Regions from separate parts of the Homo sapiens genome. Here region 2 is linked to region 1. A link is a loop called in an ENCODE intact Hi-C map of the cell type or tissue named here. Cell type or tissue: B cell. All regions are shown on one strand. Links, peaks and the distances in the headings refer to the core of each region. The heading gives the core; the rest is flanking DNA.

Region 1 (9,990 bases), core at 659-8,658:
TAGATGAGAGAATGACTAATTACCTTGGATTAAAATTCACTAAGAATCTGACTTTCCATTTCCTGTCTTATACTGAAGCTCACATTCCAACTGAATTCCTTTGGCTCTTACGGATGAAAAGAAATTGCTGTATATTCCTGAATTACCTTTACTAATAGTTCAGCCACACTCGAAGACCTGAATATAGTAGAAACTTGAATAATTTGGACCTGCTAAAGGAGAGGTCACATAGCTTGGAAGCGGTCAGAATCAGCAGACATTTGGCCTGGCGCAGAGGCTCACACCAGTCTGGCCAATATGGTGAAACCCCATCTCTACTAAAAATACAAAAAAATATTTAGCCGGGCATGGTAGTGCATGCCTGTAGTCCCAGATACTCAGGAGGCTGAGGCTGGAGAATCACTTGAGCCCAGGAAGCGGAGGTTGCAGTAAGCCAAGATCGTGCCACTGCACTCCAGCCTGGGTGACAGAGCAAGACTCTGTCTCAAAAAAAAAAAAAAAAAAAAAGAATCAGTGGACATTTGAGATTTTTTTTCCTGTGGCATAATAGTAATGTATTCTGGCTTACAAACCAATGCCGAATTTTAAATCTGAGCTTTTGGCCTTGATGTGATTGATATGTACTGAAAAATGTTCCCACCACCTCACTTATCCCCTGGTCCGTCATTATCAATTGTTATGAAATTTGTTCCCTCTGGTTTAACAAGAATTCCGGTTCCAAAACTGAATAACTTATGGCACAGAGAAAGAAATAATTTAAAGACACAAAATGCCAGCCACTGATTTCCTTAGCCCCTTTTCGTTTATTGATCATCATAACTGTGGGGGTAGATGTTATTAGTCCTATTTATATTTGAAGATAGGGGATCACATGGGTACAAAATGATAAAGCAGATGCAATGTCAGGATCTCCACCCCCAGACGAGGAAGCTGTCTTAATTGCACTAGGCAGCATCTTCTTTCAATGCAAATAGGCTGAAGAAAGCAACATGTTTGTTACACTAGGGAGTAAATGACATAAAGAAGAAGGAGAAGGAGAATAAAAGCAAAATATCAGGCAAGTAAGGAGTCTCTGGAGAGTGGAGGGAAAAGGGTGTCAGCAAGTGGAACAAGAATAAAGAAGGGAAAAATAGATGGGCACCCAAACCAAACTTCTTCCATTTGACAAATTTTGTGAAGACTTTTCTGACAGACAGAGGTCCCTCCATGCTGGTCTTAAAGATTTTTAAAAACTCACTTAGCAGCAGCAGCATATTGTAACGAATATGTCAAAGAATCCCATGTACTCATACCCAATAAAATTGTTCCCTGTTAAAATAACATTCTTCCTTGCAATTTTGGTTTCACTATTGCTGAAACATGGTAAAAACTGTTTCTTGTAATACCAAACATTTTGCTCTGCTCTGTAGCTGACATGACACTTGTAGCTTCCACGGGTTGCTTGATGAATAAGTACAACACCAAACCATCAGATGGTAAAGGCTCTTCTCCACATCTCATGTCTCAGCTGCCACAACACAAACCCTTCAAAGGAGACACATTCCCAGTTTCATGCTCCAAGTGAGACAGATGCTCCCCAAAGCCACTACACCACCTCAGAACTAGAGAAAAGAAGTCCTCAGATTTCCTTTTGTTCCTGAGACCAGCACACTGAGGCTCTTTTACTTTCCCCTTGGCCACCATCCTGCTGAGAGCTGCAGGAGAGAATGTCTGTCTAGTGTCCCCATATCCCCCTGTCTGGCTATCAAATGTAAAGCCACCAGACCTGACATCCCTGTTGTCTATTAACCAGAAACCTGAGCTCCATCCCTAGTACTCTGTACATTTCCTACTCTGACCCACTTTCTTAATCATCCTGTACCTCCCAAACCCCTCCAGTGTTTCCTCTTGTCTGCCATCAGCAAACACTCTTGTTATGAGTTGAACTGCATCCCTCTCTCCGTTCATATGTTGACATCGTAACCCTCAGTACTTTAGAGTGTGACCTTATTGAGAAATAGGGCTGTTGCAGATGTAATTAGTTAGGATAAGGTCATACTGCAGTAGGATGGCCCTCTGATCCAATAGAACTAGTGTCCTTCTCAAACAGGCAAGTTTGGACAAAGACACACACACACATACACACAAAAACACCAAATGAAGATTGGAGTTATGCTGTGGCAAGCCAAGGAACTACCAGAAGTTAGGAGAAAGGCCTGGAACAGACCTCAGGGAAGCACAGCCCTGCTGGCATCTTGACTTTGGACTTTTGGCCTTCAGAACTGGAAGACAATAAATTTCTGTTGTTTTAAGCCACCCAGTTTGTAATACTTTGTTATACCTCCCCGGAAAAAGAATACAACCCATCTTTGAGCACTCCCTTCACCTGGCTCCCCACTAGTGGCACAGCTTCTCTTGCAGTCTTACTGAGGGAAGATTTCTTCTCCTTCCCCTTGGTACCTCAAAGCCTGGAGTTAGATCCCATTGCTCCTTCTAAACCATTTCTTCTCCCTGTGCTCAAAAGCCCAGATCCTTTGAAGTTTAAGCCATCATACTCTTTCTACTTGCTACTGGCATCTACAAAACTTGGTCACTCTTCATCACTTATTGATGACTTTGTCACCTGTTCTATAACTTCCTTTCTACCCCCACTCCTGGCAAAACGTTTAATGACATCAACTCTCTGGTGTCTTGGTTCCTCTACATTCTCATGTCCAAAAGTTGTTTCTTCCATTCCAGTTCAATCTCCTATTCCTTGTTGTCATCACCATTAACTGTACTAACTTCAGAATCTCAGCCTCCAGCTTCCCCCTCTCTGAACACCACGTTCTAATCTTTGAGCTCATTTACTCGGTACATAATCTCTCAAAATTCTCCACTTTCAGTTATGGAGACTTCCAATCAACTGAAAGGTAACTGACACCAAACATTTCCTCTTGAACACTTTTCTTATGTCTTATCTTCTTACCTAGTTTGAAGTCCACTCATCCTTAATTAGAATTACTTCCTTGGAAACACCTTTCACTCTCTCTCCATTTTTGTACCAGCACATCTACTTGGCAATGCTCCAACCCAGGTAGTACCCACCAATCTACCTATTCTGGGTTTCTACCTAAGAAATTAAACTTGCTGGACTAAAATATACAACTATGCCTTCAGATTTCCCTTTAAAGTCATGACTACGAAAGTATATTTACCAGCTGTCATCACTTCACACTTCTAGTAATAACCTCTCATTCCCTGAAAAGTTATAACACTGGATTGTCTTTCTTTCCATCGCTTTTCCTATGAGGTATTGGTGATTGTAATATTCAAATAACTAATCCATTTAATAGTATAGCATGTCAGTTTCTTGATTATCTCATTTTTGTTGACTTTGTCTTCATCTCTACCTCCAGTACCCACGTAAGTGACTATATCCTAGATCTTATTATTGATTGAGATCTGCAATCTCAATTTGAAGCCATTCTCTAATCTCTAACTTCCAATCTTCCCAGGTCATGTTCTCCCACATACTTACTCCAAAACTCTTTGGGCCCTACTGGGATATTCAGTCTATTAATCCTACCACCTACTTTTCTCCAATCCCTCCTTTTCTTCTTACCAAATGTAGATTCCAGGATCCATCATTTAACCACTCCTTCTACAGATCCTCAACTAGCTTGCTTCCTTTGTACCTGTCTGACAAAACGCCAACCTGCTAAAACCTAAATCTCTCCCTATATCTGCAGCTGAGCAGCCAAATGTGGCTAGACAAAAACACAACCATGCTGACTCTTCTTTCAAATATGACCTCAAGCTTCAAAAACGTTAATATTGCCCAGCAATTCTCTATATTCTTCTGGCTTTTCCACTCTTCAGACACCTCTTTTACATCTTTTTTTTTTTCCTGTCCCTAAACCTCTGCATTGGCTCTATTCTTACTCTCAGCTGAAATATTTGCCTCTTATTTTCCTAATCCAATCGAAGTATTTAGGAGATAATTCCCATATCCTACCTACTATAAGTTTATCAAACTACCTACATCTGTACCTTGTCTCCTGTTGCAATGGATGAACTGTCCCTGCTCCTATCTAAAGCCAACCCCTCCTTTTATTATCTAGATTCCATCCCATTATCTTCACTCAGACTTTGCTCCTACAATTATCCCCTCTCTTAATTGCAACACAAGTTTTCACATTGATATACAAATTGCTCCCATATTTAAAATACCCTGCTTGATTTCTTTCTAGCACCTGGCCCATTTTTCTATTCTTCTTTGTAGCAAAACTCCTCAGAGAGGATGCCTGTGATAGCTGGGTTCCTATTCTCAACACTTCTAGTCAGGATATTGATTCAAGATTTCACTAAGCTCACTCACATCATCAGCTCCAGTCATCAATGGTTGGTCCCCACACTTTTCCAACCCTCAGCAGTACTGAGTAGAGTTAATCATATCCTTAAAACATTTTTTCCCTTGGTTCCGAGGGCGTTGCACCTTATTGTTTTACAGCCTACGTTGCAGGCTGCTCCCTTTCCAATCTCTTTGCAGGATGCTCCTTCTCTTCTTAACACAAAGTTGTGTTAAGATTAGGGCAGCTATTCCCCAGGTGCCCTAATCTAGTCCAATAGCTTAATACTCTGTCTGTATGATGATGACTCCTGAAGTAGCAACCCTGATCACTCACTTAAACATTAGATATGCACGTCCAGTCACTTACAGGACACCTCTTAGTAGGCTCCAAACCCAACTCTTGATTCCTACTCTGCAGCCTCTAAAATGTCTCCTTCCTTTGTCTCTCAGTAAGTGAGCAACTACCCCATTTCTAACCCATTAATCCAGCCAGACACCTAAGGTTAGTGTTCGATGTTTTCCCTTTCTCAGACTCTCTACATTCAATCCATCAGCAAGACTGATTCACAGTACTATCTCAACACATACGTATGGAATAGATGAATACATGAATAAATAAGCAAGTGTATACAACTGTCCTGTGCCAGGAGCAGAAACTAGGAAAAACTATCCATCCCTTACAGTCCAAAGATTCAAATAACAGCATTCATTCTTAACATGGCTTTTTAATAACTAATGAGAAAATGAAACCCGTAATAAAGTCATATGCCAAGATTCATAGCAAGAGTCCTCACTTCTCAAATTTGATCACTTCCCCTTAATTTACTGGCACAGCCTGCCCAGTGTTGCTATTTTGGGGGATCCGATTTCTCTTCTGCTAACCAGTTTAAATAAGTCCTAAAATTATGCGTTTTAAGTTATTGCTCTCCAAATATAATTTCTAAACTTCTATAATATATTAATTGCCAGCCATTGATAACTACTCAGGTAAAAATCTGGAGAACAAAACTAATTAAACCAACTTTCTAGATTAAAGGAGCGATAGTTCTGGTGTACTAGAGATGAAAAACAATTAACCATATCAAATTATCTGTGGGAACAACCTCTGAGAGTTGTGTTTTTTACAACTTAATATTTTAATCCAATATTTTCTATTTGCTTTTCAACCCCAAATTCAATTTGAAATGTAAATAGTTAATGTTTTTAGGAATGGGAAACATTAATTCACTTATTTTCTGGTACACAAAGAACATTAGTGCCTATAAAAATGACTTGGGTCATTGCTTTTTCAATAAAAGAGCAAAAATTTGAGCCAGGGTTGACTCACATATCCATTAGCATCTTAGGTTTATTGACTGTCATCCCATTCCTTTCAAACGCTTTTGAATTCAGAGAGTACTCACCAGACAATAAGTATACAAATCACTCACTTTAATAAAATTTTGTTGAATACCTAGATTGTAAGTTTATTCCTCACACTAAGAAGTCAGTCAGTCATGAGACAGACAGTCAATCCTGACGAGGCCCCACCACAACACACTCAGTGGTTATAAAGGGCAACAGGAAAGCAGAAAGCACAGCCTAACACCACTCATGGAAAATTTTATAGCACATGCACTCTTTGCAGGAAGTCAATGTAAATGCTATGTAAATACTGTATTGTTTATTGTAATACTGTAAATACTGTAATACTGTATTGCTTTTAATTTGTATTATTTTTATTGTTATGTTATTCATTTTTATCAACAGTTTTTTGACTGTGGAGGTGGAACTTTTGGATACAAAATGCTGATTATATGCTGAGAAAGGATAAAGAAGGAAATGTCTTAAATAGAAGAAAACATAAGAAGATAGAAACTGCAGAGGACAGAGGACCACTGTATGCCCTGAAGACATCACTAAAGTGGCACATGAAGCACACTTTTGAACACTCAGGAAGAAATTCCTGACAATCAATGGACACAGAAAAACATTATTAAGTAAAACTTGTGGTGACTCTTTTGCTAGGCAGTGGGGCATAGTGGTTAAAAATTTGGGACTTGGGAGCCATTTCCAAAAAGAAAAAAAAATAATGAACAAAAAAGTTCGTGGAGCTGCTTCCTGCGGAAATCATGAAAAATGCCATTGAAAGTCAAAGCCCTGCACTAATAACTAATTATTTGTCCTTGAACAAGTTATTTGTGAATACAGAACCCATAGATACGAAAGGCCAACTGTACTTATTGAAAACAATCCAGGTATAACTAGACCCGCACAGTTCAAACCCATGTTGTTCAAGGGTCAACTGTATAATTCACTTAATCCCTAGAGCAACTGTAAGAGCTAGATACGATTGTTATCCTTGTTTTGTAGGAGAGGAAAGTGAGGCACAGAAGTGTGGTTCAAGGACCAGAAGCATCTGCATCACTTGGGAGTTTGTGAGAAATGCATAATCTTAAGGCCCACCTCAGATTGCTAAATTGGAATCTGCTTTTTAATAAAATTAGCAGATTCCTACAAATATTAAAGTATCAGAAGCACCTGGCTAAAACCATCTTCCCAAAAGTGGTGGAAGGGGATTTCAAGCCTTACAGGTCTCACTCTACACTGTACTGTATAAGCCTCTTTGCATTAGAAAATTAATGTAAAGTGCCTAGCATATTATAAGTAATAAACATTGTCCATCATTATAATATTTTAGGAATAGTTTGTACATATTTCTACCTGGAAGTAAAACTATTTATTTATTTGTTTATTTATTTATTTATTTATTTATTTCAAACTAAAATTTAAAAAGCTGAAATTATCACCAAACACTTAGCATTGACAGGAATTCGAATTGCAGAATTATAGAACATCAACACTTAAAGGGAACAGTAAGATCTAAGAATTCAAATCTCTTGTTTCATTTCTGTGGAAATTTGTGCTAAAAGAGATATGAAGTTAATGTGACGAAAGTCAGCCAGCAAATTAGGGGCATAGGAAGGACTTAAACTTGGGTCTTGGTAGCTAGGTCTGCAATCATGCAATTATTACTGACTTCTCTTCATTCCCTGCCACTGCATAGGTCAAAAAAGGCAATTGGATAAGTAAGCAATTCGCAGATCCAAGTGGTTTCACATTACTGTTTAAAGCGCTCTCCCGACCACAGAGGCTACTTGTGATGTCTATGAATATAAAATATCTTCATAATGTGTTTTTTCAGAAATCAGCTGTTTACTGGTTCTGTAGTAGATTCTCTCCTGGGTATTTCCTTAGCATTTGGCTAGAACATTGGTGCAAAATTGATGTGGTATAATATTGTAAACTTTGGGCAATAGTGTAACCTCTCCCAACAATCCTTTTTTCTATCCAACATTAATTCTTATCATTCTATCCATCTTCATAGGAAATTTTTTAAGTAACAATGTTTTAGTCTTCTCTAAATTACAGCATATTTTTCCCTGCCCTCAAGAGTCCCCATCTTATAAATGTTTGCCTTTCGGTTAGTCCAGCCAAATTTTATTTTTTTGCCTGCCACCTGCATTCTAATAGTCCTTTTGCCTCTTATGCACCTACTCTTGACCATTCATTTCTCCTCTTATCTCTACAGTGTTCCAAGATAATTATGCAAAGTATATTCAGATCACTCCTTCAGCAGGCTACTGCATTCTTTCTTCAAATTGCTCAAAATACATTTCTCCCAAAAAGTATTTTCTTTACTTGTTGAGAATAACCAGGAATTGATTCATATTAGGCATTTTATTCATCTTTACTATGTAATCAGCAATAGAAATCTGATAGGCATGATCCCTGACTTCATCTTCTACGCAATATTCTATGTATATATACCAGCTTGCCTTTAGCCTTATTACTGAGTTTTAATTTTGATACTGTGATAGTTAACTACATGTGTCAACTTAACTGGGCCACAAGATGCCCTGATATTTTAAACAGTATTCTGGTTGTGTCTGTGAGCATGTTTCCAGATGAGATTAACATTTGAATCAGTAGATTCCCCTCCCCAATGTGGTCGGGTGTTATCCAAGCCTTTGAAAGGCTGAATAGACCAAAAAAAAAGAATAAATGAGAATTCACTGTCTCTGACTGTTTTAGAGCTGAACATTGACCCTCTCCTATACTCAGACTGGGACTTATGCCATCAATTCTTCTGGTTCTCAGGATTTGGACTGGAACTACACTACCAGCTCTCCTGGGTCTCCAATTTGCAGATGGCAGATATCATGGGACTTCTTAGCCTATGCCTTATAATAAATTGTGTGTGTGTGTGTGCGTGTGTGTGTGATACATATATATATATATATATATATATATATATATATATATATATATATATATATATGAGGTATGTGTGTTTGTGTGTGTGTCCGTCCTATTGGTTCTGTTCCTCTGGAACAGATCAGACTATTAGAGATAGATTATGTGCCTTCACCTACTCACTGTTCCTGCTTTCCTTCCATGTGCTCACTGTTCCCTGTGAATGGCTCAGGATTTGCTATGGGAAGTAATTTTGCCTTCCTATGAAAAGTAGATAAAGATTCAGATCCACCCTTTCTAAGTTGTAAGTATTTTTACTTTACGTGAACTTCCTTTAATGATTTAAACAAGAAGTGGAAAGCTTAATGTATGCTCAACTTTTTAAAAACTTAACAGAAAAAAATTGGAACACTATTGACCAAAACTTTTAGCACTTTGGTTATCTAACGGTGTTTCCATTATGGGCGATGTTAATTTATTTATCTTTGCTTTTCTATATATTTCAAGATTAATCAAACAGTATATTAATACTAATTTCGAAAAGACCAAAATCATTAAAAAAACAGATCGTTTTGATTCATACTGTCCTCTAGTTGGTAATCCCCAACAAATCAGCACAAATATCACACCAAAATTAGAACAAAAATTTGTTAACAATAAAAAAGATAAAAACCCAGCAAATCTACACCAATTAAAAATAGATGATCACAAGGAAGAATAAACTAGTTTAAGATAAACCTACATAGGCTACTCACAGCACATTCCACCTTATATCATGAAACAGAAATCACCAAAAACCAAAAGATAAGATCTTTGCCGTTTCTCTCCATATGTCCTCAGATTCAAAGATCCAAGAAGTTACAACTGAAGAACAAGGTAGGGTTTCCTTTCTACCTTCTGTATTCTACTCTGTGAAGAAAGTAGTAACTATGCCCATTTACCATTTCCACCACCAGATGGTATAATCATCTACAAAAAAGAAAAAAAAACTCATTTAATTCAAAGAGTGAGAATTATATAAGGTACATTTTTCTCACCACAAAGCAGAATTACAATACTTTTTTTTTAAGTACTGTTTGGAAATTAGAAGAGGAAAATTACCTTTAAATAAACTTGGTTAGAATAAGAACCCGAAACTATAATTACAGATCATTTAGAAAACACCAAAAATAAGGATACAACATGTAAAAACTTAGTAAATATGGCCAAGCTGTATAATCAAAGAAATTTACTTTAAGTGATTTTATTATTAATTTCTAGAAATTAAAATAAATTAACAAAACAATTTGCTCTATAAATTAGAGTAAAACAGAACAAACTTCAGGAAAACAAGCAGAAATTGTTAATAAAGTAGAAATCAATAAATTAGGAAATACTGAAATAGAGGTAAATTCGAGTTTATAAACAAATTCAAAAGCTGTTTATTTAAAAAGAACAATAGA
Region 2 (9,990 bases), core at 984-8,983, 140 kb before region 1:
TGGCAGACTTATGAAATAGTTCTATTTGAAAACTTGTTTTAAAAATCAAATTGCTTCAAAAATATAGCACTTATCTGTTGCATTGAAGCAAAAAAACTTTATATAAATTTTCTGAACATTAAATAATAACAAACAGAATAACTGTTTTGGCAATATTCATTTACAGTAATCATTTTTAGCTGTTTCTATATACTTTTTAGCTATCTATTAATACTAAGATGTCATTTGTATTTTTCTCAAGAATGCTTCTTTTTATTGTGGTCATATGGTTTTCATCATTTATATGAAATTTTCATCAATCCTCTACACTTAATAGTTAATAAATTAGAAAATGTTTACGCTCTTGCTTGGCTCTTCTCTGTAGACCATATTTTTCATTGAAAGACTACTTTCCCCATAGATGGTGAAGAAGTTGATAATATCAGATAAATTTTAATTTTTCCTAATGGAATTATATGATTATTTCAGCTCAAATATTTTCATTAAGTATCTTAATTTGTAATTATTTTCTCAGTAAACATTTTATTGAACATTTACTATGTGCTGAGCACTATCTCTGATCTGTTGTAATTGTTGTTGTTCATTTAGAAAATTCCACTTTTTGTAATCCCAGATTTTGGGAAGCTGAGGCGGGCAGATCACTTGAGGTCAGGAGTTCGAGACCAGCCTGGCCAACATGGTGAAACCCCGTCTCTACTCAAAATACAAAAACTAGCCGGGCATGGTGGTGCACACCTGTAGTCCCACCTACTCGGGAGGCTGAGGCAGGAGAATTGCTTGAATCTGGGAAGCAGAGGTTGCAGTGAGCCGAGATCATGCCACTGCACTACAGCCTGGGCGATAGAGTGAGCCTCCATCTCAAAAAAAAAAAAAAAAAAAGAAAAGAAAATTCCACTTTTTATTTTAGGTTCAGAGATACATGTGCAAGCTTGTTATAAAGGTATATTACGTGTAATAGGGGTTTGATGTGCAGATTATTTCATCACTCAGGTAATAAGCATTAATAGTTAATAGGTACTTTTTCAATCCTTACCCTCTTCCCACCCTCCACCCTCCACCCTCCAGTAGGCCCTTGATGTCTGCTGTTTCCTTCTTTGTGTTCATGTGTACTCAAAGTTTAGCTCCACTTATGAGTGAGAACCTGTGGCATTTGGTTTTATGTTCCTGCCTTAGTTTGCTTAGGATAATGACTTCCAGCTCCATCCATGCTGCTGCAAAGATACAATCTTGTTCTTTTTTATGGCTGTGTAGTATTCCACAATGTATGCATACCATATTTTATTTATCCAGTCTACTATTTATGGGAATTTAGGTTGACTTCATGTTTTTGCTATTGTGAATAGTGCTGACCTATGGAGTGGTACTATGATGATGGGAAAGGCCAAGCAGAAGCCACGATAACTGCCTCTACCTAAAAAAAGTAAGCCAAAAATGATACCACATTCCTGGAAGGATTGAAGAGATTAGTGCCATCATCAAGAATTTGAAATATGTTGGAGTGATGAAACCTATTCAACTCTCCTATTTATCCTGTACTAAAGACAGGTTGATCTTGGAGAATGACAGTGCATTATCATAAGCCTAACAAGGTGGTGGCTCCTATTGCAGCTGCTACATCAGATGTGGTTTTATTGCTTGACCAAATTAATACATCCCCTCATACTGGACATACAGTTAATGATCAGGCAAATGTTGTATTCTCCATCCCCTTTAATAAATAAAATAAAGCCCATCAGAAGCAGTTCACTTTTAGCTAGTAAGGCCACCAATACACCTCCACAGTCCTACATTAGGGGTATATCAACTCTCTAGCCCTATGTTCATAATTTAGTTTGCAGAGATCTTGATCACCTTTCCCTTTCATAAGATATCACGCTGGTCTATTTCTTGATGAAATTATGCTGATTGAACCTAGTGAGTAAGAATTAGCAACTACTCTAGACTTATTGGTAAGACATTTGCCTATCAGAAGGTGGAAAATAAATTTGATAAATATTGAGGGGTCTTCTATCAGTGAAATTTCCTGAAGACCACTGGTGTCGGCCATGTCAAGGTATGCCTTCTAAGATGAAGAACAAATTGTTGCCTTGACCCCTTTACAACTGATATGGTTTGGATGTCTTAGCCAAATCTCATGTTGAAATGTAATCCCCAGTGTTAGAGGTGGAGCCTGATAGGAGGTGATTGGATCATGAATGCAGTTTCTCATACCATCCCTGTCCTCACAATAGTGAGTGAGTTCTTGTGACCATTTAAAAGTGTGTAGCAACTCTTGCTTGTCTTTCTTACTCCTGTGCTGGCCATGTGATATGCCTGCTCCCCCTTTACCTTCTGCCATGATTGTAAGTTTCCTGAGGCCTCCCCATAAGCAGAGCAGATGCCAGTATCATGCTTCCTGTGTAGCCTGCAGAACGATGAGCCAATTAAACCTCTTTTCTTTATAAATTACCCAGTCTCAGGTATTTCTTTATAGCAATACAAGAATGATCTAATACAACAACCAAAAAAAAAGCAGCACCAAGCCTAGTGGGCTTCTTGAGATTTTGGAGGCAACACATTCCTCATTTCGGTGCACTACTCCATTCCCATTTACTGAATAACTCAAAAACTTCTAGTTTTGAGTGAGGCCCAGAACAAGAGAAGACTCTGCAGCAGATCCATGTAAGCTGCTCTGCCACTTGGGCCATATGATCCAGCATATCCAATAGTGCTTGAAGTGTAAGTGGCAAACAGGGAAGCCGTTTGTGGCCTTTGGTATACCGCTACAGATGAATCAAAGAGCAGGCCCTTGGGATTTTGGAGCAGTCTTGCCATCCCCTGCAGATAACTACTCTCCTTTTGAGAAACAATTCTTAGCCTGCTATTGTGTCTTAGCAGAAACTGAACATTTAACCACAGCTCACTAACTCAGCATGCAACCTGAGCTTCCCATTGTGAAATGGATGTTAACTGACAAACCAACCCATAAAGTTGGGCATGCACAGCAGCACTCCATTATCAAATGGAAGTATTATAGATAGGATCAGGCCTGAGCAGGCCCGGAAGGCATAAGTAAGTTACATGAAGAAGTGGCTCAAATGCCCATGATCCCTTATTACTCTACCTCGACTCTCCCAGCTTGCACCTATCGCCTCATAGAAAGTTTCCTACCATCAGTTGACAGAAAGAGAAAACTCGGGCATGATTTTATTCTTACTGGAATAGACACTTACTCTGCATATAAATTTTCAATTCCTGCACACAATGTTTCTTCCAAAACTGTCATCCATGGAGTTACAGAATACCTTATCTACTGTCCCAGTATTTTACACAGTATTGCTTCTGATCAAGGAACTCACTTACCAGTAAATAAAGTGCATCAATTGGCCCATGCTTATGGAATTCCATGGACTTAGCCATGTTTCCCACTATGCTAAAACAGCTAGCCTGGTGGGACAATGGAATGGCCTTTTGAAGACTCAGCTGCATTGCTAGCTAGGTGGCAACACCTTGCAAGGCTGAGGCAAGGTTCTCTAGGAGGTTCTGAGTCAGCACCTAGTACATGGTGCTGTTTCTCCTGTAGTCAGGATTCATGGATCCAGGAATCAAGAAATAGAAATAGGAGCAGCACCACTCACTATAATTCCTGGTGACCCACTAGCATAATGTTTGCCTCCTGTTCTCATGACCTTGTGCTCTGCTTGCCTATAAGTCTTAGTTCTAGAGTGTTCTAGAGGGAAGAAACACAACAATGATTTCATTGAACTGGAAGTTAATACTAACACAACTACTTTAGTGTCCTCATGTCTCTAAATCAAAGGGCAAAGAAGAGAGTTACTGTGCTGGCTGGGGTGATTCATCCAGGCTACCAAGATGAAAATGGACTGCTATTTTACAAAGGATATAGAGAAGAGCATGTCTGAAAAAAAGAGATCCCTTAGATGCCTCTTACCATACCCTGTGATTAAGGTCAATAAAAAACTACATCTCAGTTCAGACACGGCTACTAATGACCCAGATTCTTCAAGAATGAAAGTTTGGGTTACCCCACCAGGTAAAAAACCATGCCAGCTTAGGTGCCTGCTGAAAGCAAAGGCAATACAAAAGGAGTAGTGAAAGAAGTTTGTTATAAATACCAGCTATGCTCAGAGGATCAGTTATGAAAGAAGGACTCTAACTGTCACGAGTATTTCTTCCTTATTTTGTTATGAATATGTTTGTGTGTGTGTATACATAGCAAATGTCTTTGTTTTCTTCACTTTCTTAGCCCATTACAATGTAACATAAGAAGTATTGACTTTGTATTTAAGATAAGTTTATTTAAGTACTTAAGTATTGGTAACTTTATATCATAGTATTTACCTTATGGAATGCCAAGGAAAAGGGTAAACACCACCCAAGAACTTTGTATCCTCTTCTGAGGAGAGGGTTAGTGTGTTTTTGCTTGTACTCAAGACAGGTGTATCATATTAGGTTGAATTATGACATTTTTATTGTCTTTATTTGGAGATTAAGGATAGTTTAAAGAGATGCATATGGGTGCCAGATTGATAAGGAGTAGAATTGTGAGAGCTAATTTTATGTGTCAATTTGGCTGGGCCATAGTGCCCAGATGTCTGGTCAAACATTATTCTGGATGTTTTGGTGAGGGTCTTCCAGATGAAATTAACATTTAAATCAGTGGATTTTGAGTAAAGTATATCGCCCTCCGTAATGTGGGTGGGCCTCATCCGATAAGTTGAAGGCTTACATAGAACAAAGGACTATCTATCTATCTATCTATCTATCTATCTATCTATCTATCTGTATCTCTATCTAGCTACCCCTACACATATCCTATTGGTTATGTTTCTCTGGAGAATGCTGGCTAATGAAAATGGTTAACAAAAAGTCAGGACAATGGTTACCAGTGGAGGAAAGTATGATTGAGAGAGACACACAGGAGGAGTCTAAGGTATTGATAATATTCTATTTTTTTACCTAAGTAGAGGTGCATGCATTTTATATTACCACTATATATGTTTAACACATTTTTCTGTATGAATACTGAATATCACACATGTAGACACACACAAATTTAACTCGAAAAGTATAAAATAGAAGACTATCAGCTGAAGATGAAAATAGCAAACTAAAACATACATGTAAAAAATTATACAAAATATATGAGAAGATAAAGAAATGTAAAATATGAGAGATTAAGAAACAGAAACAAGAGAATGAGAAAGTCAAGCTCAAATAAGAATTATGAGAGGATAACATATAATTAGTGGCCAAGGGGAAATATTTAAGAAGATCATGGCTGATAGATGGTCATATAAAATAAGCAGAAGCAGCAGGATTAATAAAATAAATACAAATAAACATATGTGTAGAATAACATCTTATTCCATTTGGTGCTGCAATGACAGAATCCTTAAGACTGAATAATTTATAAAAAACAGAAATATATGTCTCACAGTTCTGGAGACTGAGAAGGTGATGATTATGGCACTAGCATCTGGTGGGCCTTCTTGCTTGTTACCACGTGGCAGAAGGCAGAAAGGCAAAAGAGAATTGTATCAGTCCTTTCTTATGCTGCTAATAAAGACATACCTAACACTAAATAATTTATAAAGGAAAGAGGTTTAATTGACTCACAGTTTAACATAGCTGAAGAGGCCTCAAGAAACTTACAATCATGGTGGAAGGGGAAGCAAATATGTCCTTCCTCACATGGTGGCAGCAAAGAGAAATGCTGAGCAGAAGGGTGAAAACCCCTTATAAAACCATCAGATCTCATAATAATTCACTCACAATCATGACAAAAGCATAAAGGTAACTGCCCCCATTATTCAATTACCTCCCACTGGGTCCCTCCTATGACACGTGTGGATTACGGGATGAGATTTGGGTCAGGACACAGCCAAACCATATAAAAAATGAACTCACTTCCATAAGCCCTTTTTAAAGCAGCATTAATCCTTTTATGAGGGCAGATCCCTCAGGACTTAAACACTTCCCTCAAGGCCCTACCTCTCAATACCATTGCACGGGGATCAAGTTGCCAACACATAAATTTGGGGGACATATTCAGATCATACCATTCCACCCTGGGCCCTCAAATTTCATTTCCTTCTCACATGCAAAATACGTTTATTCCAACCCAGTAGCCCTAAGTCTTAACTCACTCCAGCACCAACTTTAAAGTTTAAGTCCAGAGTCTCATCTACATCAAATATGTGTGTGAAGTACTTCATACTGAGGCAAAATGCTCTCCAGCTGTGAGCCTATAAAATCAAACAAATTATGTACTTTTAAAATATAATGGTGTCTCAGACGTATGATAGACATTCTCATTTCAAGAAAGAGAAATACAAAAGAAAAGAATAACAAGTTTCAAGTAAGTAAAAATCCCAATAGGGCAAATGACATTGAATCTCAAGGCTTGAGAATAGTCTCTTTGGACTCCATGTTCTGCCTTCTGGCGCACTAGAAGGCTGGAGTTGGGTTTCAAGGCCTCAGACAACCCGTGTGTCAGTCCTCACACATTTAAGTCAAAAGCTTATGGTTTTCTCAGGCTTGTGCTGCATACTGGTAGCTCGGCAGTTCTGGGGTCTTGGGAGGAGCCTTGCTCCCATGGCTGCACTAGGCATTATCCTAGTGAGGACTCTCTGTGGCAGCCCCCACCCCGCATTTCCGCTGGATATTGCTCTAATGGAGGCTCTCTGTGGTCACTCCAATTCTGCAGCAGGTCTCTGCCTGGGCTCCGAGACTGCCTGAGACATCCATTGAAATCTAGCTGGAGGTAGCTATGCCTCCATAGCTCTTGCTCTCTGGGTCAGTGATGAGAGGAGCAGGCTTGAAGATCTCCAAAATGACTTTGGGGCTACTCTCCCATTGTCTTGATGAATAGCGCCTGACTTCCTTCTATTCACACTAATTTCCTTATCAAACAGTTACTTGGCCATACCCTTGGCTGCTTTTCCTAAAGATGCTTTTTTGTTCTTGACATGGCCAGGCTAAGAATTTTCCAAATCTTTACATTCTGCTTCCCTTTTGATTATAAATTCTATCTTTAAATACTTTCTCTCTTTTCACCTTTTACTATAAGCAATTAAAAGACGCCACACAGCACCCTACATTTTTTGCTACCTGGAGATTTCTTCTGCCAGATATCCTGGTTCATTGTTAAGTTCTGTCTTTCACAAAGTCTTAGGACAAAAACACAATTCAGTCAAGTTCTTTGCCTCTTCATAGCAAGGATCACCTTTTCTCTAGTTTGTACTACCTTGTTCCTCCTTTCAATCTGAGACCTCATTGAAATGGCCTTTACTGTCCATATTTCTACATTCTCTTCATAATCACTTAAGTAATCTCTAAGAAGATACAGGTTTTGGCTTACAGCTCTTCTCTTCTTTTAAGACTTCACCAGAATTGCCCTTAATGCTCCATTTATGGAAATACAGGCTTCTTCAGCACTCAGTTCAAAACTGTCTCAGCCTCTACTCACTACATAGTTTAAATGCTGCTTCCACATTTTTAGATATTGGTTGTAACAAAGCCTCACTATTCTGATTCCAATTTTTGTCTTAGTTTGTTTGGTGTTGCTATAACAGAATACTTGAGACTGGGTAATCTATAAAGAACAAAAATTCATTTCTTACAGTTCTTGAGGCTGGGAAGGTGAGGATCATGGCACCAGCATCTGGTGAGGGCCTTCTTGTGGTGCCCTCACATGAAAGAAGGTGGAAGGCCAAAAGAGAATGAACCCATTCCCACAAGCCCTTTCTATAGCAGCATTAATCCATTCATCAGGGTGAAGCCCTCATCACCTAAACACCTCCCAAAAGGCCCTGCCTCTCGACACTGCTGGGCTGGGGATCAAGTTTCCAATGCATCATCTGGAAGACACAATCAGACTAAATATCAAATACTGAAAGAAACTATAGTAAATGAAGTCTTAAAGGAAACAAAAAGAAAACAATTAGATGTACAAGAGATTTTACATCAGAAAGAGATTCTATACCTAGAAAATCCTAAAGACTGCCAAAAAGCTCCTAGAATTTATTAACAACTTTAGTAAAGTTTCAAGGTACAAAATCTATGTAAAAAAATTAGTAGCATTTCTATACACAAACAACATCCAGGCTGAGAGTGAAATCAAGAATACAATTCCACTTACAATAGCCACAAAGAAAATGAAATACCTAGAAATACAGCCTGGTATTTACCAAGGAGGTAAAATATCTCTACAAGGAGAACTGCAAAACATTGCTGAAAGAAATCAGAGACTACACAAATAAATGGAAAAATATTCTATGCTCATATATTAGAAGAATCAATATTGTAAAAATGGCCATACTGCCCAAAGCAATTTACCGACTCAGTGCTATTCCTATCAAACTACCAATGTCATTCATCACAGAATTAGAAAAAAAATATCTAAAATTCATATGCAACCAAAAAAGACCCTGAATAGCCAAAGCAATCCTAAACAAAGAGAACAAAGACATCATACTACCTGACTTCAAACTATGGTTTAAAGCCACAGTAAACAAAACAGGTTAGTACTGGTACAAAAACAGACAAATAGACTGATGGAACAGAATGCAAAACTCAGAAATAAAGTCACACACCTACAACTATCTAATCTTCAACAAGGCCAACAAAAACAAACTATGGGGAAAGGACTCCTTTTTCAATAAATGTTGCTGGGACAACTGGCTAACCATATGCAGACGACTGAAGCTGGACAATTTCCTTTCACCATATACAAAAATTAACTCAAAATGGATTAAAGCTTTAAATGTAGGACTTCAAACTATAAAAATAATAGAAGAAAACCTAGGAAATACTCTTCTCAACATTGGCCTTGGCAAGGAATTTTTGGCTGAGTCCCCAAAAGCAATTGCAACGAAAACAAAAATAGACAAGAAATAGACAAGTGGGACTTAATTTAACTAAAGAGCTTCTATACAGTGAAAGAAACTATCAACAGAATAAACAGACAACCTACAGAATGGAAGAAGATTTTCACAAACTATGCATCCAACAGAATCCTCATATCCAGAATCTACAGAGAACTTAAACAAATCAATGGGCAAAAACCAAATAATACCATTAAAAAATGGGCAAAGTACATGAACAGACACTTCTCAAAAGAAGGCATACAAATGACCAACAAACAAAGAAATGCCCAGCATCACTAATTATCAGAGAAATGCAAATAAAAGTCTCAATGAGATAACATCTCACACCAGTCAGAATGGCCATTATTAAAAAGTCAAAAACAACAGATGTTGGTAAGGCTACGGAGAAAAGGGGAATGCTTATACACTGCTGGTGGGAATGTAAATGCTATTCACAATAGCACAGACATGGAATTAGCCCTGGTACCCATCAATAGTAGACTAGATAAAGAAAATGTGGTACATAGAATACTACACAGTCATGAAAAGAATGAAATCATGTCATCTTTAGCAATATGGATGGAATTGGAAGGCATAATCCTAAGCAAATTAACACAGGAAAAGAAAACCAAATACTGCATGTTCTCACTTATAAGTTGGAGCTAAGCATTGAGCACACATGGACACAAATATTAGAACAGTAGACACTGCAGACTACCAGAGGATGAAGGTAGGGTGGGTTAAAAAACTACCTATCTGGAACTATGCTCACTACCAGGGTGACAGGATCCATACGGCGAACCTCAGCATGACACAATATTCCCATGTATTAATAACAAATCTGCACATGTACTCCTGTATCTAAAGTAAAACTTAAAATTTTCAAAAAAAGAGACAAAGGAGATATCTACTAAAGTGTGCTAGGAGAAAATAACTGTCAATCTAGAGCTCTATTCCCAGATGAACAATCATTTAAAAGTTGAGAAACAAAACATGTTGATGGAAGGAAAGATTGAGCTTATTCTTTGAGACTCTTACTAAAAGAATCAGAGGAAGATATATTCTGTTTAAAAATAAATTAAACCTCTAATAAGGTAAGCTACCAAAAAATAGCAGTGGG

The links. Hi-C counts contacts between places; a loop is a spot of excess contacts. Peaks named below come from ENCODE experiments on the same cell type or tissue, not always from the same donor. Only the 100,000 strongest peaks of a DNase experiment are listed, where the experiment ranks them.
Region 2: a loop joins it to region 1, with 2.3 times the contacts of the local background. A loop is called at or near these places in 2 of 110 quality-filtered maps.

The regions. Positions count from the first base shown.
Region 1 is chr5:40,497,810-40,507,799 of GRCh38, forward strand. No RefSeq gene overlaps it. Among named protein-coding and RNA genes, the nearest start is that of PTGER4, 180 kb to the right of the region's middle. In B cell, for the core only: no CTCF peak of the experiment used is centred there; a DNase peak (open chromatin) is centred at 5,122; H3K4me3 peaks cover 727 bases; H3K27ac peaks cover 416 bases.
Region 2 is chr5:40,361,747-40,371,736 of GRCh38, forward strand. No RefSeq gene overlaps it. Among named protein-coding and RNA genes, the nearest start is that of LINC00604, 130 kb to the left of the region's middle. In B cell, for the core only: no CTCF peak of the experiment used is centred there; a DNase peak (open chromatin) is centred at 5,715.